Linked DNA regions of Mus musculus: regions 1 and 2 are each linked to region 3. The links are chromatin loops, found by intact Hi-C in ENCODE. Cell type or tissue: left cerebral cortex. All regions are shown on one strand. Links, peaks and the distances in the headings refer to the core of each region. The heading gives the core; the rest is flanking DNA. Region 1 has its middle 110 kb from the start of Gm40295. Region 2 has its middle 200 kb from the start of Gm16223. Region 3 overlaps Gm16223 (predicted gene 16223).

Region 1 (10,739 bases), core at 1,463-9,462, 240 kb before region 3:
TTCCAGTGGGTGGTAATGAGATTTTTTAGGAGAGCAGAAGTGTATATGGCATATGTACACTGCCTTGTTTAGATCAGGTTCAATTACAATGTAATGACTAACCTACTGCAGGTTTTATGGTTTAAACAAAACTCCATCTTATTAGTGTACGTGTTTTCTTTATTATGCTGCAGATTGTCTGCTTCTTAGCATTAAATATGGACTGTGTTATCAGCTGCAATAGATTCAGGTTATTTTTAAGGAGTCTACTATGTCAACTAAAGTAAATTGGTAAACCAAATATTTGAGACAAGGTTCTCAGGAGAGACTTTAGCCTGCCATGGGATGTACTCAATAGCTAAGCCACATGACTTTTGCTCAAGCTTCAGTTTCCTGGTCCAATATGGTAAACTACATCTATGCCTTATGTTTCTCTTAGCAGATATAGGCAGATACAGACATACACATAGACATATAGATATATAGATATACAGCCATATAAATAAATTTACATATGAATGTGCATGTAGATCAAGCCTTCTCTTAGTTATGGTTTTATTGCTGTGAAAAGATGCTGTGACCTCAGTAACTCTTATAAAGTGTTTAACTGGGATTGGATTAGAGTTCAGAGATTTAGTGTCCATTGTCAGGAAAGTGTGGCAGCACACTGGAAGTCACAGTGCTGAAGAGGAGCTGAACATTCTGCATATGGCTCCACAGGCATCAGGGAGAGAGAATGACCCAGGGCCTGCCTTGAGCTTCTGAAATCTCAGACCCCACACTCTGTAATACACTTCCTCCAATAAGGCCACACCTACTCCATCAAGGCCACACCTCTAATAGTGCCACTCCTTAAGAGTCTATTGGGCCATTTTATTCAAACCACCACAAGTCTACACTGACAAGTATCTATGTAAGTCCTGGGAATGACATCAGCCTTCTGATGTTTTGCTGTCTGCAGCACCTCAGACACTGAGCAGGAGGTAACAAGGGTAGTTTTGTTATTGAGGTAGTAATTAATAGTCATTGCAATTTACTGAGTAGTCACAGATATCTGCAGCAAGGGACAGCATTTATTATGGATGGCATAGTTCTCATCAGAAAAAGACCTCTGAGATAGATATTATCATTGGCACATTTTTTTTTAATGGGGAAAAAAGACAATTGATGTTTCACAGTTCTTTATCAAGGTAACTCTGGTGGTTTATGTAGAGTCAGTATTAAAACAACCTGATAAGCTACATAATTTGTATGTATCTAATGAAGTGATACTTCAGTTTTCTACCACTGAATCAAAACTGAAAGCTTTACTTATTTTACCTTATTTTTATCAGAATAGTTGTAATACTATACTTAAAAGATATTAACCATCATGGCATTAGCTGAACTCTTTTTTTGAGACTGGATCTCATGTATTCCAGGTTAGCCTTGACCCGAAGACAACCTTGAACTTATAATCCTTGCCCTTTACTTCTTTAATCACTGAGATTACAGGTTTGTATGACAATGTTGATTCTTTACATATTGGAGTAAGATCTTAAATTACTTAGATTTCCTATTATAAAAGGTGTATAAAATATTAGCTAGAATGTAATAGTCTATAATTATTATCAATGGTTAACTAAGTGGCAGTTTGTAGTCTACATTTCCAATGGTCTTTAAATTTTTAAAAATCAGTCATTTATTCATTCTAATCAGAACTTTCTCAGAGCATTGAAGTAAAAAGTAACTTTACTGGAATAGAAATTGCCAATCCAAGCAAGACCTCATGACTCAACAGTAGCATGTCTGACTCCAGAAATTGCCAAGCCATATACTGCTAAGTTGATAATGAATACCTCCCAGGTTCATTGACAAACATTTGCTAGGGATTTGCCAATGTGCCATGCCTGGTGCAAGCCTGGAAAAAAGTAAAAGACAACAATGAACAGAAGAGTTCCCCCATCCCACACAGAACCCCTGGGGACAGCCACTTAGAGACCACAGGAGGATCCAGGAAGACAGTTTGAAGAGCCTTTACAAAATGTGCTCTGACTACTTGGGGACTCTCAAGCCAATACAAGAGGATCAGGAATCAGGTTATTCCTGATTAACACCGGGTATCTGGGAGAAGGTAGGAACTTTGCTCAGTTGATCAGCGGAGCACAGTAATCTGAATTTTCTTCCCCCAAATCCCTCTGTCAAGTGCAATACAAGGGGGTGGCGACGGGGGGTGGGGTGGGGTGGGGAACATAGCAATATATCACTTTCACATCATCCCATCCAAAAGAAAAATGCATGTTAAAACCCTATGGTTTCACACACAGATGCAGGGCTAAGGAAATCCATTCTCAACTTGGCAGCCATTCTTGATGACTTTTTACTTTGTCTGGCTTTCTACTTCCCATTTCTTCGTGAAAAGCAGTATAAAAGCCAGGAAATGTAATAACCCCCTGCCTGCTACTCAAACACCCTTACTCGGGGCAAGAACTCGAGCTAAATGTATGTTAGTGCCTGGAACACTGTAGACTTAGAGAGTGTGCTAAATAATGGACCTTGAGGGTAGGTGAATTTAAAAGAAAAAATTTCTTCTCCCTTAGGAATGGAAACTTACAGAGATAAATAAAGAATATGGGTAGGATTTTCACTTGCAGTTTTTACACTAAAATATGCCCAGAAGCTCATATTTTTTTTCAAGCCATCCCGAAGAGGTACTCTTGCCCTAAAATTACAAGATTCTGTGCAATCTTATATTGATACAGTTTCTTATGCTTCACAGAATGCCTTAACCTCAAAGACATTCTTCCATAAAAATAATAAAATGTGTTGAGGATTCTAATTTTTAATAAATCATAAGGGATCTAACTCTTTTCAAGTACATAGTAACCCACAAACAGGTACTATATTATCTCAATGTTATTAACAAAAACGGAGGCACACATTTTCAAAACATGTAGTGAGAAAGAGATAGAAACAAACACCTCAAACAGTCTTTCCCATAAGCCTTGTTCTCTGAACAAGGTCGAGGCCATTGGCATCTCAAGATCTCCAAGGTGATAACATCTGCATTCAGGGATTCTTCCTGCCTCCTCTGGCTTTCTGTCGATTTTGTTGCTTAATTCTTTACTACCCATAGGAATTTTGCAGAAACAGAAACAATACACAATGGTTATTTTCCTGTGCCAGTTTGAGTACACACAAATCACCTGGGTATTTGATTAAATATCTGTGGTACTATTTCAGAAGAAGATCAACATTTGAATACACAGATTAAAATAGACTGCCATCCTTACTGCTGGAGGACATCACTGAATTGCAGCATTGAATGGAATAGAAGGTAGAGAAAGAAAATTTCCTGCCCTATGTCGGATTGTCTTTGTACGGATGCAGTCAGTTCTCTTCTATCTTTGGATTCAACACGGCCACATCAATAGCTCTTCTGAGTTAGCCTACATAAGTGCACATTAATGCCTTTTAATAATTTCTTCATGTACACAGACGCACATACGCACACACATTAGTAGTTTTGTTTCTTAAACAAAACAAAACTAATAAGCAGCCCAATTAACCTACCCTTATTTCCAAATAGGGAAGCATGCCTTAGTTAACGTTTCTATTTTCCCAGCTAAATTAGCTGTCAGGTATCACTGGATCAGTAGAGAAAACAAAAGTTAATGGTTTGATGAAAATTTCTATCTCTTCTTTTTTATTTTAGTGGTAGACAGTGTTAATCCGGAGCACTGAATCCTTAAGATCCAATGGGGAGGGGGGCGTAGAATAAACTAGATCACTAAAGTAAAAGCAGTTCAACTGGAGCCAAGCCCATTATCCAGCAGACCTCATCTTCCACACTACCTCTTCTGTCCCTCCATTGTGGTTTCTTCCTTTGTCTTGAGACTCACCTCTTACCCATTACAACTAGTAGCTACAGTAGAAGTAAGTAGTTTCGCAGCTTTTAGATTGTTTCGTCTTATTTTGATTTATGAACCATGAAAATCAGTATGTATAATGTGACCTCTGTGTCCTGGCACCTGTGTAGTTCGCATGCTGTGGGGGAGCTCTTTGGGAAATGATTATGCCAACTCCCACCTAGCTCCCTTCTTCCATTCACTGGTTAGCTTCCAAGACCATGACTTATTAGCTAAGATCACGTTGCTTCTTCCTCCTTCAGAGCCCATGACTTTATCCTCTGAGAAACATCGATGGAAAGGTTACTGATTTTCACTTGATTGCGTGGGTAATCAGAAGCAGGGATGATATGATGGAAAGGTCATTGAGACTGAAATCGGAGAACTAAATCTGAATGTGCTTCATTACCTCTAGTCCTTAGACTCAGTCATCCCATCAATGTAAATGACAATAAAATGAGACTTGTGCCTGTTTTAAGGTTTCATTAAGGTAATGTGCGTGGAAATATGTGCTAACTGTTATGAGCTATAAAATGTCAAATATGCTTTTATTAGTTTTCAGCTTCATTCCATGCTGACATTTTATAAACACCCCCTAGAAGTGATTTAGAGGGACTCAAACTATTGTGCAATTCTTGCGCAGCTCCCTCTAGATTCAACATCATGTCTTGTACTGGACCCAAGCTGAATGGATTTAGAAGGAGCTGGTGGCATTTGGCACTACAGAGATGATATGTAAGCCCCAAGAGATTTAGAATATTACAAATCATGTCTTATTATTTATTAAGGTTAATTTGCCATTTGGAAAAGCAAGCTGGGTATTAAGTGTCTCTAAACAAAAATCTTCAATCTCTATACATCTGTAAAGAAAATTGCCTCCTGCTGGCTGCTTCCTCCCTACTTGACCTAGATCTGTTTTGAGGAGTGCCCTCTAGAGGTCTCTTAAGGTTATTATAGGCACTTTTCTAGGAAACCCGTAGGACTTAAGTAGTAAATAATTCCAGCAGTAGAATGCTGAATCTCAGCTTAAAAAAAGGAAAACCCACTTTCATTAGCATTATGAAATGTTAATTAATTTATATGAGTACCATCTATATTTTCAGTACAAAATTGGATGCAAAACCTGAAGTGCTGTTCTACTATAATCTGCTTCATTTATTACCAACCTGCAGCTAATTTTATTACTTGTTTGAGTAAAAATTTTACTTCCCCCTCTAACAATTTGGAAAAAATATTTTCACAAATATTGAATTTTGTGGAAGAATGATATGTGTCAAACATTTCTTCATATTTTCAGTTAATTTCTTTTTTGCTTCTTTTTTCTTTTTTCTTTTTGTAATGATGCTTATCACAGCAACAGAAAACAAACCAGGGCAACTTCCTTATCCAGGATGGTATCTAAGATATCATCTGATCTGACTCTTCTTTCACAGTTCAGAAACTGTTTACAGTTAAGAAACTAGCAAGGCCCTTTTAGTACTCCATAAACTACAGTATACTAACTTAAATATACCTTTCATCAGGCAAGATTTTTCCTAGCAGGAATTATTTTTCAGTTCCTTTCCATGCCTTTGTACATTGCTTAGATATCTTATCAGACAGTCCTAACTACCATCTGTGCTCTTATCTTGTACTCATGAATATATTTTAAAAATACACGAAATAATTGAACTTCATTTTATTCTTTTTGAGGTCAAACACATTTCTACATGTTAGTTAGACAATGAATATTTGGTAATTTCTTTAAAGTAATTCTAAGTTCTTAGTGATTTTCTCCATATTAACTGTCTGGAAAGATAAAACAGCTTCAGCAATTGTCATATACATGGGATGGATTCCAAATGATGGTCACAGACTTCCTTTCTGCCTGACGACCTTGGAGCTATCAAATAATTATAGCTATATTGAGATAATGTATCCTAGAACTAGAAATGATAGATAGACTTTATTATCTTGTCCGGTTTTGTTGGAAGTTTTAAATGTCACTGGTTTGAGGAAGAGAAGGACAGGAAAATAAAACTAACCAGATAATGGAAGCAACTGGTGAGATAGTGCAGGCCAGTGAAGAGGCCTGGCCTTTGTGAGCGCTTTGTCAACTGAGTAGTCAGGTCGTTTCTGATTTGTCTTCCACTCTTGCTTGGTTCCTAGGGTGGTTGTTCTTCTTCTTCTTCTTCTTCTTCTTCTTCTTCTTCTTCTTCTTCTTCTTCTTCTTCTTCTTCTTCTTCTTCTTCTTCTTCTTCTTCTTCTTCCTCCTCCTCCTCCTCTTCTTCTTTTCTTTTCTTTTCTTTTCTTTTCTTTTCTTTTCTCTTCCTTTTTCTTTTCTCTTCCTCCTCTCCTCTCCTCTCCTCTCCTCTCCTCTCCTCTCCTCTTCTTTTCTTTTCTTTTCTTTTCTTTCCTTCCCCTTTATTTCTTTCTTTGTAGCTGTAAGGGAGGAATTCTCACTTCCCACATGTCTTAGTTGTCAATAAGTATAGCTTACCCTAGTCAATAACTGTTTAGAGTGTTGCCTCTCTTCTCATTCTGTTCCCTATGTTGACCAGTCAGTATGATCTGCTTTTCTAATCTTTTTTTATCTACCTTGTCTTAGTGCAGCACTCAGAAGAGAGTGTGATGTAAAGAATGAACATAACTCAGTACATCATGTGGGTGCTCAAAGATTTCCAAGAGTTGTCAGTCAGAATGCTCTGGAGAGAGTAGCTTCACTAGTGTCCATAGGAGCAATGGTCAGATGTCTTCGAAGTTCAATAAATCATAGGGCTTTGCCACAGATAATCATTATATCCTCACTGTCAGATCTTTTGTCCTGGGAATATGGGCCCTTATGGTGTGAAGTTTCCATTTCAATCAGTCCCACTTCAATAAATATTTTTGGTAGCAATAATACAAAAACATTTTAGATAAATCCAATCAACTTCATTCTTAGAAGAGCATGATGATAAAACTGAATAGTAGTCATGGACTAATGGTGACTGGGCCTGAATATCATAGATTCTCTGAAGAACTAGCTCCATTTTGACCCAAAATGTGTATCATGGAAAGTAGTTGTATTCATTTCACTTATTTCTGTCATTTTGTGGGAAGGAGTTCAACTCAAAGAGTCCAAGAGATCCAACAGTCTAGAATTTGTTCACAGAGTCACAGATTGCTAGACATCTTTGCAACTCTTCTTCTTGGCCATTGCACTGTGTATTTGTTTCAGTCAGGTCTTGGAAATGTTCTAATTCAGGATGGGCAGATGCTAAATGACTGAAACAAATGCAAAAAATGTGGCATCTAAGGCAGACACAAAAATATAAGGTATGATTCATGCCTACCAGCTCCATGAATTGTTTCTTAAAGTAGGCTTTAATTTCTACTGCACTGACAGACAATTCATTGCCATGGGACTTCATTGGCTATAGGGTAATAAGCAATGAAAATTAAGTAGTGTCTCAACTTAACCTCCTGTTCAATATACAACTCCAGCTTCCTCCTGAATACCTGTGCTTCCTCCAGTAAATCAGCCATGTTGAACTATGTGTTCTTCATTGTGAATCCACATCTCTATCACAGCTGGTAAAAGTTTAATTGAAGGTTTAAAAATTTGCACCAGTCACTCCTCTGGTTCTTTAAACTCTTTAATCTGAAAAGGTAGACAAGGGTTTCTTTGAACTTTTCCCTGGACTTAGTCATCCACATATATTAAATAAGCAAAATTGTGCTACAAGTCTTTTTTCATGGACCAAAGCATTTTAGGAAATTCAATGTTAATCACTTTCTCCATTAATATCTGCAATAAACTAATACTTAGAAAAATCAGAGCTAAAAGTCTTATAATGTTTGGGAGAATAAAAACAGTGTTTATGGCATATTCCTGTGACTCATAAATCACATTTTGTTTCATTGTATTTCCACCAATTACAAGTGAGCTCATCTTGTTCAGAACAACTGTTCTGACTTCTCATGGGGAATGTAAGTTCAGTTAGTTTAGCTCAGCAGAAAGTACACAGGCCTGGAGCATCTTCAAAGGTAAACACATTTCCCACCAGGGACTGTACCAATAGGTTGTCCGGATGAACAAGAAAGAAAGAATTAGCATTTATTTTGATGCTATGACAAACTGCCTGAGATATGGTAGTTTAGTCTATAAGGAACGGAGATTTGTTTATTTTCATAGTTCAGAAGGTTGAGAAATTTAAAGTCAAAATGTCAGTACCTGGTTTTTAAGAACCTTGCTTCTGCAGCCTCGAGTAGCAGAAGGTAGAGGGACCGAGAGATGAGCAGGGTCTTCTCAAAAGTCAGAAATCTGAATCAAAACTCACCTCTGTGAGGCCTATATGTGATAGTAGCATCATCTTACAAGGACCCCACTGCTGCAATATCTAACTACCCATCAAGTCCTACCAACCACACCTCACCTCTTACCAAATTGGATGCTGTTTAAAACATTGGAATGGCCTGGGTTGCTGGTACATAATATGAAACTCAAAGGCTTGCTACTTCATGATTTATGGAAGGAACTTCAAGTTCCCAGATGAAACAATACTTCAGATTGTTTTTTCTCTGGGGGAATCCTCTTGGTTTCAATGGCTTCTCTTCTTTGTCAACAATTTACAAGCTGAGGTTTATATTTTCTCCATTTGTGTACATGACTGTGTCCTTGTTTGTGTGAGTGCATGTGTGTGCATAGGTGAGTATATATGTGTGTGTGTGCATGTATGTGTATGTGCACGTGTGTGTTCATGTGCATGCATGCACGACCATATTGGGTAGCTCACTCATCACTTGAGTTCTCACTCTTCCTCCACTTGTTTTTGCTCACCTTATACATCATGTCCCCTGCTATAAACGCCCAGAATCTCTTTGTGATCTAAACTGCCCACTACTCTCAGTAGGGCCGTGGTGTTTCTCAGTGTGTGTGGTTACCTATAAGGCCCATTTATTTACCCAGGTGGCACCATAGAGTCACCATGGTGGTATGATGGAGTGAGTGACTGTTAGGGACAGATTCTTAGCTATGGTCATTTCATGGTAACACAAATCAGACTTGTTTATTTACTCATTTTCTTTTATTGCATTAAGTACCTTAGGGGGCATATCTAACAAACACTCTGAAGGTAGATTCAGTTTTTTTTTTTTCTGAGAATTTTAGCTAAATATATTAACTTCTGTGCTTTAGAATAGTATAATATATTAAACCAGGAAAGGAGGGAAAACCAAGGCTTTAGAATAAGACAGAGCTAAGTCAAACCTGCTCTTAGCTTTCCCTCTCCTCTCCTCTCCTCTCCTCTCCTCTCCTCTCCTCTCCTCTCCTCTCCTCTCCTCTCCTCTCCTCTCCTCTCCTCTCCTCTCCTCCCCTCCCCTCCCCTCCCCTCCTCTCCCCTTCCCTTCCCTTCCCTTATTTCCCCCTTCCTATTTCTTTCCTATCTTCTTTGTTTTCACACATGAGCACTTGACCTAGATCCCAACACCCTTAAGTGTCATTTTCCCATTTATAAAATGGAGATAAATGCTGAACCAACCTTATAAAGTGTTGTGATCACTGAATGTGAAACAGCATTTGAAGTGACAGTTATAATGAAGGATGACTATTGTGTACTAGGTAAAATTCTATGACATTCTTCATAGATTGGGCAATTAACCCTCAGAGGTTATCTTTATCTTAGACATAGAGAAACCAAGAGGTTAATGCCACTTTCCTGCGATCATAAAACCACCAAGGGAAGAGTCAGGGTTTTCAACAAACTATGAAACTATGTGGAGTCAAATAGATTTAGTCAGTGCTCAGTCTTTCTGAAGCACACAATAGTATTGACTAACTTACCTTTCTTTCTCAGGGTGTCTTGATTATTCCTGCTATTCTTCAGCCCACCTTTACCTTCAGTCCAAACTCCACCAATTTTCTGTCTCTTATTATTTTAACATGAGGACAGGTCTGCTGCAACTGTGCCCCCAAATTGATTTGTTTCTATTGGTCCATCAAATGGGTTGTGCCCAGGATCCTCACAAGTGTTATATTAGACTTTCTGAGAAGGTCATGGATATTTCTTAATAACTTCAAAATCTTTAATTAAGACAGAATTTCATCTCTTCCCTGTCCTCTCCTCAATCCACCCTGTGTCCTTTCACACCAAACCTTCCTGTCCCCACTCACTCCCTCTCAAATTCATGGTATCTTTTTATTTGATTATTAATACATATATACATTGACATATAAATAGAGTCTGGTGAGTCGATTTAGTGTTGTAAGAATTTTCTTTTTTTATTATTTTTTTTATTGGGGATTTATTTCACTTACATTTCCAATGCTATCCCAAAAGTCCCCTACACGCTCCCCCACCAACTCCCCCACCCACCCATTCCCACTTCTTGGCCCTGTTGTTCTCCTGTACTGAGGCATATAAAGTTTGCATGACTAATGGGTCTCTCTTTCCACTGATGGCCGACTAGGCCATTTTCTGATTCATATGCAGCTAGAGACACGAACTCCAGGGGGGTATTGGGTAGTTCATATTGTTGTTCCACCTATAGGATTGCAGATCCGTTTAGCTCCTTGGGTACTTACTCTAGCTCCTTCATTGGGGGCCCTGTGGTCCATCCAATAGCTGACTGTGAGTATCCACTTCTGTGTTTGCTAGGCCCCGGTATAGTCTCACAAGAGACAGCTCTATCTGGGTCCTTTCAGCAAAATCTTGCTAGTGTATGCAATGGTGTCAGCATTTGGAAGCTGATGGAAACAAGTTGCTTGTTTCATTCGGGATTCAATGTGCTTTAAACAGTCCCTGTATGCCTCTTTACTTATTGAAAACAAGGCAAAAGAAAAAAGCAGATACATCTTTATGCATGCTGCTTGAACAGGGATCATGAGTAGAAGTACAAACCCTTGAAAACAGA
Region 2 (10,739 bases), core at 1,078-9,077, 96 kb before region 3:
CCACTCATCTAAGTCACTTAGCAGTGGGCAGACCTCTGACCACACCACATCAACAATGACATCTTCTTTTGAGACGTAAGATGATTTAATTTTTGTCCAACCAAAATATTCTAAAGGAAATTAATCCCTGGCCAAAGTTAAACAATTCAACATTTTGATAAGCTATAGACCCTCTGTCACACAACCCTTTGGGGGACAGCTGCAGTTGAATAGAGTCATCCATTCTTGTGCTTGAACCAACCATCTAGCGAGATTAGCAGATAGGTCAAGGGTGAGAAGAAAATGCAGTGGGACATGACAGTTGTGTCTTTACTCTAAAGGTACTGCTCTTCTTTCTGAGTGAGGATGCAGCTCTTGGAGTCAGCAAATCACACTATGGTCAGTTTTATTAAAAGAAGAAGTCATAGGCCCACTAGTTGCACTGGTTCCTGGCTCTATTGATGAACAGTGCAACTCACCATTACCCAAGGAGCAAGAACAGCAATGACCTTTGCAGCTCCTGCTCCACCTCCCTTCAAAGCACACAAACTATTCAGCTTTTCTTCTCCCATCTTTCCACCACCGACTTGTCTACTTCTGCCATGCCCTCCTGGGAAGAGTCAGACTAGCAGAGTTTTTACAGTACAGACATAGTACTTGTTTAACTTGACAAATAGAGCCAAGCTTTGGAGGTGTACAAACAATTGTTAATACTTGAGACCTTTTTTCCACACTCACTGCTGCAAAAGTTGCCCAGAATGATGGCATTGCCTCACACCCACCATGGAAAATGCACACATTTCAAAGCTGGCCCAGACAGTGATCAGTCTCCCCTCATGTGGGAGAAATTCCCTCCCACAGGAAAAAGACTGACTCTTGTGAACTAGCATCATACTGACTAAGCAGATAAAGGAGCAGAGAGCATCACCAAGATGTTAAGAAGGGTGAGTTCTTTACTGTTTGTCCCCAGATACACAGTTCTACATAGGAACTCCTCTGGCTCATTTTCCCATAAGCTAAAGGAAAGGTTTAATAGACATAGGCCCATATATATCTCTAGAATATGCAATCATTAAGAATATGGTACCTCTTAGAGCCCACTTTTCCATTATCTCCCTGGCCAGATCTGTTATGAAACTGATTCCACAAAGGTGTGCCAAGTGGTCCTAAATGATATTCAAATGGAATATCTTAAAGCCTAGATTGAAAGTCAGAAAATTCTTAACTTCTAACTGAAGCCCTAAAACTACTGTAGCCAACTATTTTTCAAACTCTCTTTATTGCTGAGAATCTCATTGATGTATTCAAAGAAACGTGGTCATGTAAACTGACAATTTTATATCCATCATATACAAATCAGTTCTATACCCCTATGTTCATCAGCTTTTCTTAAATTACTATTATAAAATATCTCATATAAGCATCTTAAGAAGGACAAAGAGTTAATTTGGTTTCTAGACTTAAAGGTTTTAGCCCATGACTCGTTGGCCCTGTTGCTTTTAGATCTGTGGTAAGAAAGTACATCATTATCTGGAGCCCACTACAAGGCACTACTCATACTATGATGGCCAGGAGTGAAAGTCAGAGGAAAATTATGAACCAGGGACCCATTACTCTTCAAAGCTTGGCCACAGAGGTCTAACTTTCTCCCACTAGATTCTGTCTAAGAAAGATTCCACTACCTCTCGATAGTGACAAGGTAGAGACATTATCCTCTGTCATATGGCACTTTGGGAATCATTTCCAAACCAAACAATACACATTCCCCAACACAAAGACACACAGCTTCATCAGACAGGTTGTGAATCTCTGAGTATGCATTGTGGACATCATATACTAACTGGAACCATAGTAGGTCAGAGAGAAAGCTTTATTAAATATTTGTTGAATAATACACAGTTTGATAAATGCTACATCAAATACATCTTTGCACTTTCACCTTTAACTTAAAAATTGCTAATATCAATCTTTACTCTGAAGCAAGTTATCTTTGTGCTCCTTTCCTCTTCCTATCTGGTTCTCAATTTCTTTATAGAAGAGAAAAGGGGAGCATATGTGATAGGCTGTGAACCTTCTTTTAGCTTTTTTTCTCATATTCTGGGGTGCAAGTGCGTAGCTATCGAGTGGTCAAGTACTAAGAGGGATAGGATGGCAGGCATGTTTAGAGATCCCACAGGATGTCATCATCCTGGATCATAATTGCTTTTTGGACAATATTCCTTTTTTCCCAGTATCCTAGAACCTAGATGACAATTATCTAACTAGTCTTATGAATCTTATGGCAATTAAAAGAAGTAAAATAAAAATCCGAAGAATGAGAGAAGGGGCAGGAAAGTAAGGGAGTCAGAGAACAGGAAGAAAGTCAGCACGAAAGAGACAATAAGAGCCATAGAGTCATCAAATGACAAAGATGGAGACATAGACTGCCTAAGCCTGAGAAGAAGGGGGAAAAAAGAAACACATAGAATCTGAGAGAGAAAAATAAAAGCAGAGAAACAGAATCAGGCAGGGAGAGATGAGGCAGAGGCAGACATACAGAACTAGAACTAGAAATACAAAAAGAAAAGAAGAAAAGAAAAGAGAAGAGAGGAGAGGAGAGGAGAAGAGAAGAGAAGAGAAGAGAAGAGAAGAGAAGAGAAGAGAAGAGAAGAGAAGAGAAGAGAAGAGAAGAGAAGAGAAGAGACGAGACGAGACGAGAAGAGAAGAGAAGAGAAGAGAAGAGAAAAGTCAGCCAATCAGAGGTGAAGTCCATAAGACAGAGATAGAGACAAAGAAACTAGAGAAGAGCTCACAGTTGCCCAAGAGGCATAGCCATGGAGATTTCCATGGAGAAGAAAGATAACATTTTTATGTCTCTCTCAAATGATTGCCATTTACCAGATGATTTTCCCCTAGGATATTCTGAATAAGCTAGAGACCTTGGCTCTCTCCTGTCTTTTATCCTCCCTCCCAAAGCTCTGCTTATACACAAAAGACAAAGTTATTTGAGTCCTAGGTGCTGTTAAATGCTCTCTTGCCTTCATTTACAATGTGCTAGAACACTAGGTTCCTCTAGAGATTTCACGTAGGAGAGAGTCAGTAAAGCCAAGAATAGCAGAAACGGGATTGCCAGCCACACTCCAGGAGCCATAGCAGAGCCAAGAGTGGGAGCACATTGACACTTCAAATTCATGAGTTTGCATCTTCAGTTTAATAGGTTCAACAGCGCCAACAGCAAAAAAACCCACCGTGGTCTGGATGCAACCACATCCCCAGGCAGAGCTCCTAAGAAAGCACTTGCTCAAAATAGGAGACCCAAGCCTGGTGATGATTTCTTCTTCTGCAAGTGTTTGCTGAGTGATGGCTTCCCAAAAGTGGGATTTTTTTCTCATCTTGGCTTTTGTGGGCTTCAAAAATTCTCAGTGCTTAATTAAGAACAAATGGTCCCTGTGTTCAATTGACCCAGGTTTTAATTCAGCATCTGTCCAGAAACACCAGACTTTAGTTTATCGTTATTTTTATTTTTAAGTCTTCTGTGTATTGTACATGCAAGTTGGCAATGTGCATGGGTGCACTGTAAATGGTTGTTTACATGCTTGCAGATGAATGTAAAGGCTAGAGGTGACATCAGAAATCCTCCTCCATTGCTCTTCCATGTCATTCTTTTGATACCAGGTCTCTCACTCGAACCCAGAGCTCATCAATATGGCTTGTCATCCTAGCCAGCTTTCTTCTAAGACTGGAATTACAGACATGCCACCAAACCCATAGGTCATTCGTGAGACTCCTCGGGTCTTCTTTATTGTACGATGAGTGCTTTAATCAGTGAGCCATCTCTCAAGCTCTTATTTGAATTTTAGCCCCATGATCCATCATTTCAGCACCCAGGAATCTGCTTTCTTGTTTACAGTGGCTTACATACCTGTACATCCATGAACGTGACAGATAGGCTGTCAACGTTGGCACTAACCCACCTGCGAGGAAGAAAAAGCTTTCTAAATTTTGAGAAAATTCCAAGGAAGAAGAAGCATTTCTTTGTTTCCTCTGAGTAGTTCCCTTGGTATACTCTGAGAATAAAAACATCTTCAAAATGCAGGCTACGTTTAAGTCCAAATTTTCAAGCCTTTGCTGTTAATCCGTTTTTAATTGACATGGAGTGCATTCCCAATTATTAGTGGAAAGTGTAATTTTGGAGTTTAATTAAATGCTCAAATCACATTTCTTCCATTAAAATTGTTTTAGGTTTTTGTTGTTGTTTTTCTAATGAGCTGTTTGCTGATAACTACAGTACGGATGGAAGGAGCAAGAGAGGCTGGAAAACAGCTCCAGATACTGCAAGAAAAATAACTCCACTATTGATAAAAAGAATAACCCCGTGTACAGCAGGGGGTGGTAAGAAAGCCTAAATTTATTGCTGCTGTGTTGAATGTGCAAATGTCACCTCCTTAAAGAGGGAAAATTAGTTTCTAAGCCTGGTTTAGCAGCCAGCTCTGGCAGTCTGCATAATATTGGATTTTTCAAGGCTTCTATGATGCCCTGGGGTGGGATGTTTTGCATGCAAATTGCACATTATATAATGCTAAAGATGTTATATAAGGAAAAAATGAAGTCTATGGCTCATCCTTTTTTCTTTTTTTGTATTATACTTTTTAAGCTTCCTGGTCTTTTAATTTTGGCTAGCATTTACTGAGCACCTACTGTGTCTTAGGTGTTCATGTGGCATTTAAAACTCATGATAATCATTTTAAAGAGTATAACTATTCAATTTGTGCACATAAAGAGACTGAGGTTCCCAGGGGTTAACTGACTCAGCTGTTCCTTGGAAAGGGGTATTGCCCATTGATCCACACCAGAGCTTCGCCAACTGGGGCATGCATCTGTATTCCCCAGAGGACTTGTTAACATACAGATTGCTGGGTCCTAGCCCAGACTTTATGATTCAATTAACTGTGAGTTCTTAGTAAGTTCCTATGTAGCTTTAGCACTGATAGTCAGGAGGTCCCACTGGGAAAATCTCTGATCATGGCATACTTTTGCTCCAAATATGAGATATCAGGGATAAAGGAGATTTTAAGATATCATTTGATATATGTCTTCCTTATTAGAGTACAGGATGGAGAAAATGTCAGTCTAGAGACAGCAAGGTGGCAAGTATCAGGGTATTCTCATCATTAGATTAACATTCAACAGATGAGTTACTTAAAGTATGAACTTAAATCATGAGCTGATTGTCTCTTCAGCTTCTTGCCCTGTGAAGACAATATCAGCATTAGTACAGTCTCTTCTTGACATGAGAATCACAATCTTCACTCATGTTGAGATTGAGAGAAGTAGGAGAGGAGGGCAAGGACGGGAGGTCTCAGTATAGGCTTGGGCTTCAGCTTTACCAAGGCCTCAGCCATCCCAGAAGAATCACAGGTTGTTTGCACAGTCAAATGGAAATACAGTGAGACTCAGGAAGACATCTCATCACTCCATTTTGAATTTGTATGTTCTTCCTGTGCATGCTGCAAAATAAAATTTTCCTGATTTAATAAGGGTTATTCCTTTTATAGTTTCTAATTTGATTTTTTTATTTAAAAAGGGGGGTGGTTAAGGGCCTGGGGACATAGCTCAGTTGGCAGAATGCCTAGTACACAGAAAACTCTGGATTTGATCTGCAGTGCTACATAAAACCAGGCATGATGGGACATGCCTGAAATTCTACATCAAGAAGGCAGATCAGAAGTCTACGGTCATTGTGCTTAATGAGTTTGAGGCCAGGCTGTGACATATTAGGCTATATCAAAACATTAAGATTTATATGCTTCAATATAAGTATTTAAAAGAAGGTGCAAGTTTTGTAAGTTCTTCAGGTCTTCTGAGATATTCTAATGAAAGAGAGCTTCCAAAGAGAGGTCTGGACTTCTCTCTCAACAATAGAGAAGATGCAACCACGGTACCAACGTTGTGCAGAAACTATGCATCACAATGATATTTATCATGCATAATGAGAAGTACAAAAAATTCCTGCATATGTCTACAAGCCTGCAGCTCTTGGGACTGAAGTTGATGCAGAGAAACAGGAAGAGCAAGGGTTGGGTTCAACTTGTGCCCTCTTTAGGAAATCAGGGTAACACATATCTGCTGAGCAGTTACCAAGGCACCCATCTTTTAAGTGCTCCATTCGGCACTGGGGAACTTCACTAAAAAACATGTGAGAACAAGCCATGTCCTGTGTGGAGCCTCCATGGTACTGGTTATGGGCACCCTACGCCCCTAGGCACAGCTTGCAAAGCCATAAAACTCAATACCTGAAGCCAGGATTCTTTTCTCATAACCATTGTTTGATGTCACTGGTTCTAATGACAAGCAAATTTCGGGGAATTTTTTTCTTAAAGATTGATTTTATTTTTAATTATTTGTATATATGTGTACCTGGATATGGGAATACATGCATAAGTACAAGTCCTTGCAAAGGCATTGGATCCCAGGACCTGAAACTACAGGTGACCATGAGCCACATACTGTGGATGCTGGAAACAAAACTCAGGTTCTCTGCAATGACAGTGCATGTTCCTACCTGCTGAGCCAAATGTTTGGGTTTTGTGGAAAGGAAGACTTTATAAAACTGTTATCAAAGAAATATAAAAATTGTCATTAAGATTTGTGCCCTGTTGTTTGGATAAGATTATAAGAGAAAAGGACAGATGAATCCCTATCACAAAAATATACTTTTATCTTCTTGTCTTATATTTTAAATGAAAATTTTATTTTTATTATATTGGTTACATAATGTCACTATCACCCAAATGTATAATATATTTTGAGAATATTCTACCCCACATTCCACTGGTTTTTTTTTAACCTCTCATTGGTCTTCTCTGTTCTCCTAGATAGTTTATTACATTTCATGTCATCTGTACCTGTGTCTCTGTCTCTGTCTCTGTCTCTGTCTTTCTCTGTCTCTGTCTCTCTCTGTCTCTCTCTCTCTCTGACTATCTATCTATCTATCTATCTATCTATCTATCTATCTATCATCTATCTATCTATATGTTGGTCTCTGTCTCTCTCTCTCTCCCTCCCCTCTCCCTCTTCTCTCTTTCCCTCCTGCTTGCAGCAAGCTAAGCCCACCTGATGCTTATTCTGCCCCTTCTCAACACTAACAAGCAGGCTTGCATGCATATGCAGGATTCCTCTGAGCTTCTTCTCTTTATTACACACACACACACATACACACACACACACACACACACACACACACACACATACACACACACACAGACACACATTGAGAAAGAGAAAGAGAGAGGGGAGATATACATTTATTCATAAATAAGAGAAAACATGGGATATTTGTCATTTTTAGACTCTTGGTTTGCTTAGTATGCTTATCCAAATACCTCTATTTTCCTGGAAATGACAGAACCTCATCCTTCCCTCTACTTTTAATAATATTTCAGCACCCACCCTAATGTTTCTGTTGAATTTGAATCACACCCTTATCAGTCCAACGATGTCCAAAAGTGCTTGATCTAGAAACAACAGCAAATCCAGAAAACACAAGAAGAAAAGAACTATGGCCGGGCTCTGCCCCAAGCCTATTATCACATCCATGTTTTACATGGCCACATCCTGTGTACATAGAAGATAAACAGAAGACAGGAGTGGCAGAATGTCTAAATCAACCTGAGGCATGTCTCCTGCAATTACAGTGAACTTAGCATGCTGAACTCACTGGATGAACTTCAACAATGTCTTGAATGTTCCTCAGATACCTTTTGCCTTTTTTTCTGTTTTTGTTGCTGTTGTTGCTTTTGTTTTGTTTTGCCTCAGGATATGTTCTAAAATGTTCTATTCTGTTTCAAAACTATTGTACAACGAAGTTGCTTTAATCTTCCTGGTATCTTTTTGTCTTCCTGTTCCTGTACTGGTCTCTCATTCTCTATTTTTCAGTCATCATCAATCATCATCATTTTTTTACAGTCCAGTTGTTATGCCCCCCCCCTCAGTCAGCCTTCTGATGACAGTTCTTCATCCCATTCCTCCACCCTACCCACGTCTCCAAGATAATGTCTGCCCACCCCAGCCCACCCGACTTCCCCACTCCCTGGGGTCTCAAGTCTCTCTAGGGTTAATTTTGTCTTCTCTCACTGAGGCCAGATCAGGCATTCCTCTGCTGTATATGTATCAGGGCCCTCAGACCAGCTAGTATATGCTGCCTGGTTAGTTGGTGACTCACTGTCTGAGAGATCTAAGGGGTCCAGGGTAATTGAGATTGCTAATCTTCCTATGGGGTCGCATTTTTAAATTGATACCATTAATTCCACTTTGGCTTGCATGTTCTTACTTTTGTCTTATGTGAATACTCTTATGACTTATGTGAATACTCTTCTCATGGAAATTAGACAAACTACTGACTCTGCTCTGTTCACTTTCCACGATGTTAGCATCTCTTTTATTTTCCCTGTGGCTCCACAGTGGTTACAGAATTTCCCAGGATTTCCACCTGTAAGAATAGGTAAAGACCTTAGACATGTCTGGCGATTAAATGGGCCAGATAAGTAGTACCAGCAGTGACTGACAAGAAAGGTGAATTCAGCAACCAGGGGAGCTTGAGGGCACTTCAATAGCTCACAGATGATGGACCCGGGAGCGATGAGCAACAGGAATCTATTAATGACACATCACATCACAGAAAATGAATCAGACATGGGTTGTGCTTCATAAATGAGATCATGAAAGGGACAGGATGGCTTTGATGTTATGGACCTAAGGGACACTTCAAGTAATAGCCTCCTGAAATCATAAGATTGGCTGGCAGGTGCCTAAAAGAGAACGCAGTTACAGGTGAACAAGTAATTTTACCAAGAAGAGAGCCAACAATAATCTCAGAAGAACTGTGTGCTGAAATCTATTTTACTACTTTCATATTAAATCATTCTTGGTGAACATAGTTTCTACCTCTAGTTTCTTCATGCCCATAGGTTCATTTGAGGTGTTGGCTTGGAGAATGCAACGGTGCATAAGTCAGCATGATCTCTTACTCACTCAGCAACACTGTATAGGTCAGTGTGATCGCTAACTCAGCAACACTACTATTGGAGGAAAGAGAATCCAGAGGTGGTTCTGATCAATGCAGGAACAGTGTGAGAGGTGGGGTCTGACACCATGATGATGAGAACAGTTATGACTATGTCCTTGTTGTCTCCTAGGCCTCACCTTCAGGTAGAATAGACACCAAGTTGATATGTGTTCATTCAATCATTCCAGCTAAAATGCCTCTGCCCTGGTTGCTAAATAGTTTCAGGAGCTACTCTTTAGTTTGAGAGCAAAGAATCACTAAATTTTAAGAAGAGGATCTTAATGGAAATATGTTATTGAAGGAAATTGGTCGAGGTGTCCTTTCTACAGCACCTCTATTACCATTTATTCTGTTTCCTTGCTTTCACTATTCAGTCAATGACAGCCATTCCTATTGTTTTCTGTTGGTGAGCCTTGGACCTACTAGTTTATTCTTCTTATCCCCACATCTGCCAGGTCAAATGCTCTAACTAGAGCTTATTATGATCAGCTATCCCAGGCCTTTGATGTATGGATAATATAAACTTGGATTACGCACCAAGAGAACCTACTTCTAACTGGTTTGCCTAATCTCCTTCTGCTCTCGATAGCCTGGATATGAGATCTCAATCTTACAATGTCTTGCGCGCGCTCAACTGGCCAGGAAGAACGACGCTGCTACAGGATCCTTCTGCACACATTTATTCAGTCCTGTTTCTTCTTTCTCTATATCTCCCTTGTTCATATCTCCCTTGTTTTTATATCTCCCCCCTAATAGTAATCCTCCCTCGAATAATAATCCTCTCACTCCTTTTATACTCTCTCTCATCCACGCACCGCAGGCCACGCCCCCTCGCCAGTCGTGAGGCTTCAGCTAATCAGGGCAGCAGGGGCAAATCTCCACCAAATTGGATTCACCTGTATCCTGGTACACCTGCGCAGCACTCAAGATGTTTGTGTCTTATATGAGGAAGTCAGGTGCAAGTCATATGACTTAGCTGCAGTCCCTGGCGCCTTTGGGACTGCCGCCACACCCGCTCCCCACAACAATGCAATGGTTCAAGGCTCTCTTGCTCTAGTGCCACCTGGAATAAAAAGGATGACAGTGAGTTCACTCATCTCCAAACCAATGGGAATGATGCCAGCCAGGTTTTCTCCACAACCTGTAAATACTTGTGGCCATTCTCATGCCTGGCATTGCCTTTCTTAGATAAGAATTAGACTTCCCTCCTGACATCCTTGAGCTATTTGCTATTAGTACTCAATAAGGCTATCTTTTCCACATCTAATTATACTTTGCCCATCATTGATTTGATAATTATATCTGAAACTTCCCAGCAAGTGAAAAGAATTAAAGTGAAGTCACTGACAGGATGCTTGAGGACTTTAGGTATGCATGCTCCACTTTAAATCACTCATCTGGAGAAGTCAGGTACAGCCTTGGAACATTCACTGTCTCTCCTAAACACCTCATTCTAGTGATACGACTCTCACATGCACTGCCGCTGCATTGCTGCCCCCAGGGTTTTAGTTTTCCAATTTTTATTAAGTATTTACTTCATTTACATATCAAATGCTATCCCGAACGTCTCCTATACCCCCACCCCGCCACTCCTCTACCCACCCACTCCCACTTCTTGGCCCTGGTGTTCCCCTGTACTGGGGCATATAAAGTTTGCAACACCAAGGGGCCTCTCTTTCCAGTGATGGCCGACTAGGCCATCTTTTGATACATATGC
Region 3 (10,739 bases), core at 1,506-9,505:
ACTTGATTGCCACTATCTTTGACACCCTCTGCCAAGAGAACATCAAGTATTATTACTCCATTCTATTGTGAATATTACTCACTTCTCTTGCCTTAAAAACTCCAAAGGTAAAAATGGCTATAAACCCAAGGGCCAAGCCACCTGGAGAAGGAGCTGTAACTGACAGGACAGTGGACAAAGGGTCATAACAGAGCTGATACCAAGGCAGCAAGGATGCAGAGAATAAGGTAAGCTGAAAGCAGCAGTCACAGGAACTAATACTAGCTGAAGCTGAAGGGTAGATATTTGAGTGGGTGAAGAAGAAAGTGGCATTTTTTCTTCAAGAGGAGAGTTATCATGTGCAGAGGACAGAGTATACAACTGGGTACAGCATTCTAACATGGCTTCTGAGAAGGGTCTGGTTAGAAAGACCCATGGAGAACACAAGAAATTTAGCTCAGTGGTGAATGGAAGGGAGGGAGGGAAGGAGAGAGGGAGGGAGGGAGGGAGGGAAGGAGGGAGAAAGGAAGGAGGAAAGGAAAGATGGAGGAAAGGAGGGAGGGAGAGGAGGAGGGAAGGAGGGAGGGAGACAAGGAGGAAGGGCAAAGGCAGGAGAGATAACAGAGACAATGGTATAAAATTACAGAGATCCTTTAAGCCTAAGGTGATTAAAAGAATTTGATCATCCAGGCTAGCAGGCTAATGAAGAACTTTAAAGAAAAATCTGAAAAGATATTTGTGTCTTAGAAAAACAATGCTTGTATGTCTTCTAATTTAGATGCATCCTGGCTCAGGCAAGTAGCAAGAAAGTGAAGTAAAATGATAATATGGACATTAAGGTGTAATGAAGAGAAACCTGATGACTGGCCCACGCTCATCTTTACCTTTTTGTTGTTCTGTGTGAGCCAGAGTGGTTGAGTCACTTGAATTTTTAAGAGAAACAGGAAATACGTACTTTCATATGAAAGGGAGGGAATTTTTTCAATTTGGAAAGTCCAAAAATCTTCCTGTGGGCTGTGTTTACACAGCAACATATTGTTTTTGCACTTGACCTGTGCATAAATTCAAGAGTCTGGAGGCAGAAATATATTTCAAAGGTATAAACCCAAGACAAATACAAGAAAGGAAATTTCTGTTAACAATAGACCTGCTGAGTGATGGATGGAGTGGCCTTGCCAGGTGTTTGGGGCTCTGGAGTATGGTTTAGTTATTGGTACCCTTGTTGTCAATGTGGAGGCTGGATGTTTTGCTTCTCAGCATTGAAAGAACTTTCAAACAGCAGATTCTGAAAAACAACTGTTAATACCCTGCAAAACAGCACTTTCCCTGAGTCCCCAAGTGCAGAATGGAGCACAGTATGGCTCCAGTTTGGATACAAAGCAGAGTTCAAAAGGAAGTCTCCAATTCTCTTCATTTATATGCCCCAGTCTCTGAAGTGTCCAGTTAATGTCCCTGCCATAAAGCAAGAGATGGTTGCTCCCTTTTCCCTAACTGTGATGTCTTTCTGATTTAAGCACTTTTCACCTGCCAGTGTCCTTGATTTCTTCTGAACCGTGTTCTAGCCCATAAAAGGCTCTAAATTAAAAGCTGCTTTGGCCCGGCTTTTTAGTGAAGTGATTTTGGAAAATGCTCCCAGATTGTTCCTCCCTTCACAGACCCACTGAGAGTCACCTCTACTGGCATTTCCATTCTGCAATTTTCCTAAAAGCTCACCCCTTTAAGGCTACGTTCAGATGGCCTCCCCTCCAGGAAGCCTCTGTTGATCATACCAGTCCCCTCTACTCCCAGGTAACTCCAAGAGGGTCCAGTGAGCCCTGACAACATGAACTATCAGTTGTCATCACTTACCCATTTAAACTCCTGAAAACTTACATGCCTGTTCCACAGAGCAGGCACAGTTGTCTTGGTAAACATGTCAGGCCATATGCCTCCATCCTTACTTTCCTGGTTTCCCTTTGGAGATATGATGTGTTCTGAACTGCTTTAAAAGACCTATAAAACCCCCAACTACCACTCCCTGTCTGTAGCTGCTGCCAGTCTCTTCTGGTTACAGTCAAGCTTCTCTGGTCCTCTAAGTGACTCTCAGACATCACCAAGGGATCCACCCCTTGCTCTTTTTCATGCTTTTCATACATCTGGGTTTTCATGATGCTCTGGTTGCAGGGTTGATGACACCTTTCCAGGAAACCATCTCTCATCATTCATTCTCCTGGATTATTTGCTCCTAGCAACCGGACTCTTCAGTTGTTATGTTACATAACCTCACATACTATAGGATTTCTTCAACATGTCCTTTATGGGGGTTTCATGTCAGACTGTAGCCTAATACCTGGGTGTGACAGTGACTCAAATAATGTTCATTGGATGGAGACATAATTCCTTGCATGTGTGCTTAATTATAAATGGTTAACTCTGCTCCAATCCTCAACAATGCCAGTTGTCCTTGCTCATAAAGCCTTCTTCTACTTTGCCTCCAGTACCTCCTCATCTTGTGAACTGTATCTCTATGATGAATGCCACCATCTCCACCCCTTTCACAGTTTTTATGAAGTTCTTTCTCTCCATCCCTAGCTTTCTACCTCTTCCCAGTATCCCAATCCACACCAACAATATCATTTCATTTCTTCTTACCCTGAGAACACCTGCTCTTAAGTCTGTTTAACTGTCCTGACTCTTTATATCTCCTATCTTAGCTCTGATTTAAGCCTTGGCAAACCCTCACCCCTGCAACAACAACAAAAAAAAAATCCCCTCCACTGCTCTTCCACATCAGCCCGAGTCCCTTGTATTCCTGCACACCAACCATCTGGCCTGCTTAGTTTGGAGATGCCTAAAACCCTTCAGACTCCCACAGGCTGTTGAAGAGGGTTTTCTGAGCTGCTGTAGAACCTTGGCCCTCCTTCTTGGTGACCCCCAAACTGCACAAATACCCCATCTTCCAGTCACATAGAACTTGGCTCCAAATCTCTTTCCTTCCTTGGAGAGCTATATTCTCCAGACTCATTCCAGCCCCTCAATGCTAACTCCCACAGGAGTCACTTTTTCTGAGAAGTCCTCAGTAGCTAGATTAGGGCTGGAAAGGCTCATTTTTTTCTCTGAATTATTATAGTAACTCAAATCATACTTGTGCTTTCTCATTGCTAAGACTGAATACCTGAGAGAAATAGAGAAAGAAGGATTTTGGCAGAAAGTTTGAGAGCATAAAGCCCACCAAGGTAGCAAAAGCATGATGAAGTCCATAGTGGCTAGAACATGTGGTACAGCCTGCTCCCACCACAGCAGATAGCTAGGAAATAGAAAAGGAAGCAGCCTGGAACTCTTTTTTTTTTTTTTGGAATTTAGACTGACCAATTCAGAGTCTGCCATTTATTTATTTATTTATTTATTTATTTATTTATTTATTTATTTATTTTTCGAGACAGGGTTTCTCTGTGTAGCCCTGGCTGTCCTGGAACTCACTCTGTAGACCAGGCTGGCCTCGAACTCAGAAATCCGCCTGCCTCTGCCTCCCAAGTGCTGGGATTAAAGGCGTGCGCCACCACGCCCGGCAGCCTGGAACTCTTAAGCCCCACCCCTATGGCCCTAATTGTACCAGCCAAATCTTATATCCAAAACTACACATGTTCCAAAAAATGTACCAGCATCCAAACCCTGATCCTGTGGGGGGCACGTGAACCATATTGTGTCTTCCACTTCAGCACCCAAGAGAGCAAAGAGAAAACCTAACCACTTTCTGTTTTTACATCTGCGCTCTACACACAGAAGAGCTTCAATATGTGTTTGTTGATTGGCTATTTTTGCTCAATCACTAAGGACACATAATACCTATACAAATTTCAGTTCTGTGCCTCATGGCATTCTTGGTTTATGATTCTGTCTGTCACTGCTATACAAACTTTTCAAGAGTAGGAGCAAGGTCTTATTTACCTTCCTTTTTCTCTTTTCTGCTACACACAGAGAAGATGTTCAATGCATACTCATTGGAAGGACAAATGAATAAACAACTCCATCCATTTTTCAAGGTTCTACAGTTGTTACGTTTCTGGATATTATTCTTGCTGTGAATCCAACCGCTTTATCTGGGTTGTATACATACACAGAATGGCAGTCTTTCTTAGTAAGTCCGAAGCACCCGAGAGCGCAAGGACAAAGCCTAAGCACTTTCTGTTTCTACCTCTGTGCTTGCACACACAAGGGTCTCAATCTGTGTTTGTTGATTGATTGTTTTTACTCAGTCTATCCTTCCTTTTTGATCCTGCAATGTACTGAAAAGAAAAAGTTAAAAGGAGAGCCTTCTCAGAAATCAAACAACTAAAATCACAAAATGTTCTTTTCTAAAAATAACACATTCCCCAAACACTTGAGGCAGAGCTGTGTGTTTTCTCCTCAACCCTTAATGAGAGCAAGATGCTACCACCTCCTCTTTCATTTTGCCTGCATCACGTCTGTGTTGCCTGGAGATTTGTGACTGTTGTTTCAAGAAAGATCAAATGACAACAGGAGATGGATAGTCTCCTTGATTAAAAAGTGGCACTCAAATACATCAGTGTCTTCTGCGTCCATGGAGGAGAGAACAATTCAACAGCTGGTGTTTGCAGCAAAGGCATGCATCTAGCAATGCTCTAAGGCTGGCTACCACCATATCCTCAGTCCAGACCCCATCCCCCTATGGGACACATAGCACGCAAGGTTCAATGGTAGCTTCCATAAAGGAGCTAGAATTTGGCACTGATGGACTCTGGAGATGAAAAGCATTGCCATAGCATAGCAGACCATCATACATTCAAATTCCAGCTCAAACATCTACTAGCTGTGTGAGCCCAGAATGTCCCTCAGCCTCTCTGACATCTGTGACAGCATTTGGAGAATACGGGATACACCTAGTGAAACTGCTGAAGTGAAGGAATGAAATAACACAGTATTAATCATCTTGTCACATAGAGCTCATTAACAGCAGCCGATATCATTAGGTACCCAGACCCATGCCTGTTATTGTACCCAACACCTGATGAACAACTACACAGTGTGTGTGTGTGTGTGTGTGTGTGTGCACATGTGTGTGCAGCAGGCTAGGTATTTCTATCCCAGTGTTCTTATGAATCTCCTGATAGCTTGTTAGCTGGGTATAATGTTTACATTGTAGCTGGAGAAGCTCAGTTTCTGAGAAGCTGCAGTCTGTGGCAAAGTGGACTGATTTCTTTTTGCATGTTTTCATGCCTCTGTTTTGTATTCTCATAGGGCTAAGAGTTGATAAGGACCTTGGTCCCATCAAATTCATACAAGTCCTGGAAGAATTTGTGACACAGGGGCAGACTAGCCATAAGGATTCTCATTAATGCTATGACTTTAAGCTTGAACTCTGCATCTCAGATTTTCCCACTCCAAGAAATAGAAAAGAACAGATCAAAACTCCTCTCTTGTCACTGTGCCAAACCAGGAGAGAACTGACTTCAACTGCCTCTCATCCCTCATTCCTGTAGATATCTGCTTGACAAATAGGAAAAACGCCATTCTCTGGCCCTTTAAAGATGAACTCTTTAAAGATGAACTATTCTCCTTGCAAGAAAAAAATCAGAGCCTTTCTTTTTTTCTTTCCCATTAAATATTCCCATATATCTTGCATGTAGTTTTTTTTTTTCTGTATATATCTGTCATTTAATCCTTAATTTCACAGATTGCTTCTGTCTTTGCAGAGTAGATGCAGACGGTGGTAAAAGGCCTTGAGCTCCCTCAAGAGGCTATAATGTTATCCACACGTAGTACCATTGCCTTATTGCTGAATAGATAAAGGTATTGGCACCAGGGGCAATGTCTCATTATGCATAAAAAGTCAAGACCTCTAAAGGATGACATTCCAGACACCATATCCTTCTCTGGAAATGAACAACACATTTCCTATTGCTGGATTGCTGGTTTCTGATTTGCTCGATAGCTGGATATTCTGATGACAATAGTTGGACTTGCCCCCAAGGAACCCAATGACCCTAATCATCAGAAAGTATACTATAGAGTTCTATAACCACTTCCCACTCTAGTCTTCTTTCCTACCTAGTGATTGGGGTGGGGTGTTGGAAGTAATTAAGGTGGAATAAGGTTTGGAAGAGTGGTAATGGTATAAGAGCCCAAGAAAATAATCAAACAATAATACAAACACATAAGAAACATGAAAATCTAGACATCTACCTGGCAATAAGAAGACAAACATTCTTCTCATTTCTTCCAATGAGAAGTCGATGACATGACCACTGGAGGAGAATGGAGTTAATAAGCCACTATGAACTGCTACCAAGACCTGTAAGACCAAAGTAAAACACAACAAGTGAGAGGCACTTAGCAGGCAGCCTACCAACTGCAGAGAACTGCAGGATGACAGGAGTCATCTACCACAGACAAAGAAGACACCAGCCACAGCGTAAAGTATCTTGGTAACTAAGACTCACTGCCTGAATGTCCTGCCCTTGGGCCCAGGTTCTGCATGCGAAGTATTGCATTGTGGCAAATATAATTTGGAGTAATATTCAATTAACTAACATATAGTATGGCCGTCTATGGAGAATAAAACTATGAGATACTTCCATTATTTGTCATAAAATACAGTGGATTTGTCTCTCAGAGAGATACTTTCAGTTCTTAAACTCCATTACTAATGGGACCATATTTAAAAAAGGAGTAATTCTAGATGTCATTCCTTCTTGTAAGAAGGGAAAAAGTTGTTTATAAATGCATGCATAAAGACATATGGGAGAACATTGTGTGGCATTGAAGACAGATGTTAGAGTGACACATCTGCAAGATGTACTAAGGTTGGTAGGCAACCATCAGAAAATAGAAAAGGAACATAGAGAGATATCTCTCTGGTGCTTGGAAAGAGATCATAGTCCTGCTAATAACTAGCCCCCATATCTGGAAGAGGGTAAATTTTACAATTAAAATTACCTCCCATGTGGATAGGTATTATGGCAGACTTAGCAAGCTGGTAGATTAACATATTTCTTCCCCGAGTGGCCATATGAAAGTCTATAAACAACTACAAAGAAGGTCTCATTCCGAGTTCCTTTCAAGAAAGGCAGATTAGCACCAGTTGTCATGTGTGCTGTTCTCAGTTCCCTGGCTGAAGATCATGAAAGGATTTTCAGACTCAGAGACTGAGAACATAATCTGGAGGCATCAGTAGCAGGCCAACAGGAATCATAGCTTTTATGTTCTTGAAAACATGAGAGAAAAGAAGGCAGAGATTACCAGTACAATATAAGTCCTTCAATATGAGAAAGAGAATAGCAGATATGGTTTTCCAAAATAGCACTGTAAAATATGTGTTTATTTTATTATTACCAGCAGGCTTCCTTCTCAACAGTATCTTTTATTTCACACATTGGACACTCTGGTTGCAGAAACAGCTTCTCTTTTGCATAAAAAAAATAAGTGATCATGATGGTCTTTTAGTCTCATCTGAGTCCCAGAGTAGGAAAATCATCTATCAGAAGTGGCAAAGACTCCACATCCACTTTCCCCCAGAAAAAAAATTTGTTTTCCTTAGTGTTCTGCCTTCATAGTACCCTGCTTCACCACAAAGGGAGATTTACAACAGAGGGACAGCCTCTCTTTGATTCTTATAGTACACAATGCCAGGTCTACAGTTCTGTAGGAACTATGGCAATGTCTTCATTCTATCCCTGGAAGGGGTATAAAAGAAAAGGTTCCTTCAAATTTGAATAACTAAAGACTCGAAGATTCTCGGAACTCTCTTCTTCCTATCAAGCTATTCAAAAGAATGAGGACACATATCTTCTAAATCTTGTTCATCAGTTGTCGTCAACTGAAGGTTTCTTCATTCATGTCACCCACTTATGCAAAAAGTGTATTTCAGTCATGCCAGTATACTGCTCAACACCATATTTAAAATTTCTAAGTTTTCAGGAACTAAGCCACGCGCCACCCACCACAGAACATATACAGGCTAGACCAAGTTCCTGTGTATATATATATAGGAGCTGTGCTGCACAATCTTTATGTAGGTCCCCCCCCCTGCCCCTGACAACTGGAGCATGGGGTGTCCCTAAAGCTATTGTCTGTCTGTGAAACATCGTTAAGGTCTTACAGGCAATATGAACTGAGAACTCACCTGACTCTATCCTCAAAATTGTTGTCTTATATTGCCTAGGATAAAGTGTTGGCGATAGTTCAAAGGACAGAGGATCATGCATTGAAGAGATAGAATAAATAAAAATATGTGGTGATGAAGGATCATAAGCAGCAGTTTTTGTAAATCAAACTCTCCTGTCCTGGTATATGAGCACACACACACACACACACAGAGAGAGAGAGAGAGAGAGAGAGAGAGAGAGAGAGAGAGAGAGAGAGAGAGAGAGAGAGAGAGAGATCCCTAACTCATGTGTCTAGGTTCTCTAGATAAACTTAGACTTAGCTGATCTAGTAGCTTGAAATGGAAGAAGAGTGCTGAAGTTAACAATGGGAACAACTGGAGAACTCTGGATGGAACTGTTAAAGACATCATCTGAGAGGAGGTGTCAGACTCCTCAGAGTTCACCAGTAGTGTCTAGCATCCCACAGTTATAAGCATGTCTAGAGTATCCAGTCAGTACTGTAGCTATATAGGTATTTCAAATGCTTTAACAGCAGCAACATCTCTATCGACCTGAGAGATCTCTTGCTACTCAGAGTTGGTAAAATTAGAAGACTACTGAGAATGGCTGCTAAAATTAGAAGACTACTGGGAATGGCTGCTAAAAATCTTTGAAGAGAGTACCAATTCCAAACAATGAGAAGGGATTATGAATGCCTTGAGAAATTTTTCCCTTCATCTACTGATGGAAAGAAATAGGACCTCTAAAGTTTGAAATACAAGTTTGGTGGATCAAGGTACCTGCAGAGTAATGCAATTCAAGACCAGGCAGCACTGGTTCAGCTAGCTTTGACTTTATGAAACTGTAACCAAGTTCATGCAGTGAAAGTTGTGTGAAGAAAGAATCCTTGAGAAAGGAAATGGAGAGATGGTTCATGGGTTGAGAGTGCTTGTAACACAATCATGAGAACCAGGGTTCAGATGCCAGCACCCACGTAGCAATCAGGGTTGTACAAATGCCTGTAACTCCAACTCTAAGGGTCCTGACTCCTTATTCTGGCTTGCACCGGAACACACACACACACACACACACACACACACACACACACACACACACGAGAAAGAGTCCCAGAGGAAGAATAAGAAACTTTATTCTCATGTCAGGATGGCATAGCCTGTACCATCATCTGTCTATGTGCATGACTGCTCAATAATTTCTACCTATTACAGTTTATTAATGTTTGTGTATATATGTGTGTATGTGCATGCACATGTATATACACAGGGCCATACCTTAAGCAGGTGCAATTCTTAAGAAAATTTCTTTTCTCAGCATGTGCTCCTACATTTCCCAGTCTCTGCAGCTCTGCAGAGCACCCAGAGGGATATGAATCATTAAAATATCACTGTGGCTCAGTGAATAAGGAATACATATCCCACATTCTTCCTCTATATGCTAGGCAACCTTGGGTAGGCCATTTCTCCACTCTAGAGAACATATGTACAGAATTGTGGTGCAAGTTTGATGGATTTTGTGTGAGCTATTTACCTCAGCCTAATTGACTGATGATGTTATCCTAGACATAAATAGCATCCATTTTGTTATTATCATCATTGATGTATACTTCACAGAATTTCACTTTTCTGTATGAACATGCATTCTCCAGATTTGATTTAAGTATTTATTTCCTGGACCTTTCTATAAACAGCAAATTGCATTAAGATAGAGACTCTCTCATTCCTTCTTTGTAGCCTGATCTCCACTGAGTGCTCATATTCAAATTAAAACCCATGGGAGGTAGTTAGAAGATGGTATTGAGAGATAGGGCCTTCTGGGAATAATTAAAATTAGATCAGATCATCAGAGTAATGCCTCACGATTGAGTGACTGACTTTCTTTGGCTCTCTATGAAAATGGGGAAACACTGGGTCACTCCCCTGTTCCTCTTGACATATGACGTCCTGAGTCACCTAAGGGTGCTGCTATCAAGAAGAAGTTCCCAAGTGCAGACCCTAAGCCTTGAACACAAACCATGACTGAAAATAGGACACTTTTCTTTGTGCTAAGCCAGTCTGTTGTGCCTTGTCATTAGGAGTAAACAATGCATGAGGAAACTAGATAACAAAAATCTTGATGTTTAGACAAACTATAGAAACCCTGCAATGGATCCAGAGCAAGGTACTGGTACTGACATTTTCTAATGGCTATGAAAGAATTGAGCAGGCAGCAGGACAAGAGGCTCACTTGGAAGAGCCTCAGAGATCAGCAAGGCTAATGATTCATAAACTTTCTTTTTACATAAAACCATCGTGGATTTTTCTGTTTGTTTTAGTATATAGTAAAATTGTAAGTTGAAACCTACTGTATAAAAGTGAACTAGGCCACAGCTGTATAGGGGAAGGAGAGAGAGAGAGAGAGAGAGAGAGAGAGAGAGAGAGAGAGAGAGAGAGAGAGAGAGAGAAGGAAGAGAGAAGGAAGAGAGAAGGGAGAAGGGGAAGGGAGAAGAAGGAAGAAGAAGGGGGAGGAGGAGGAGGAAGAGAAGGAGGAGGAGGAGGAGAAGAGGAGACAGGTCCTGGGGTTCTTCCTACACCAGCATGTCCCTTAGATGGTTCAAAAAGCTCTGGTGATACCCATATTGGTAAGAGTGGACCACTTCTGACTACTTTGAAGTAGCCA

What was found. Peaks named below come from ENCODE experiments on the same cell type or tissue, not always from the same donor. Only the 100,000 strongest peaks of a DNase experiment are listed, where the experiment ranks them.
Region 1: it touches region 3 in a loop (4-fold over the local background); 2 of 42 quality-filtered maps call a loop at or near these places.
Region 2: a loop joins it to region 3, with 2.3 times the contacts of the local background. A loop is called at or near these places in 3 of 42 quality-filtered maps.

What each region holds. Positions count from the first base shown.
Region 1 is chr5:42,406,539-42,417,277 of GRCm38, reverse strand. No RefSeq gene overlaps it. Among named protein-coding and RNA genes, the nearest start is that of Gm40295, 110 kb to the left of the region's middle. In left cerebral cortex, for the core only: a CTCF peak has its summit at 4,800 (motif pointing left); DNase peaks (open chromatin) are centred at 4,787 and 7,100.
Region 2 is chr5:42,264,578-42,275,316 of GRCm38, reverse strand. No RefSeq gene overlaps it. Among named protein-coding and RNA genes, the nearest start is that of Gm16223, 200 kb to the right of the region's middle. In left cerebral cortex, for the core only: no CTCF peak of the experiment used is centred there; DNase peaks (open chromatin) are centred at 3,114, 4,027, 4,444 and 4,806; H3K27ac peaks cover 3,958 bases.
Region 3 is chr5:42,169,274-42,180,012 of GRCm38, reverse strand. All of the region lies in intron 1 of Gm16223 (predicted gene 16223), which reads right to left. Among named protein-coding and RNA genes, the nearest start is that of Gm16223, 110 kb to the right of the region's middle. In left cerebral cortex, for the core only: a CTCF peak has its summit at 5,723; DNase peaks (open chromatin) are centred at 4,781, 5,718, 7,581, 7,901 and 2 more places; H3K27ac peaks cover 1,068 bases.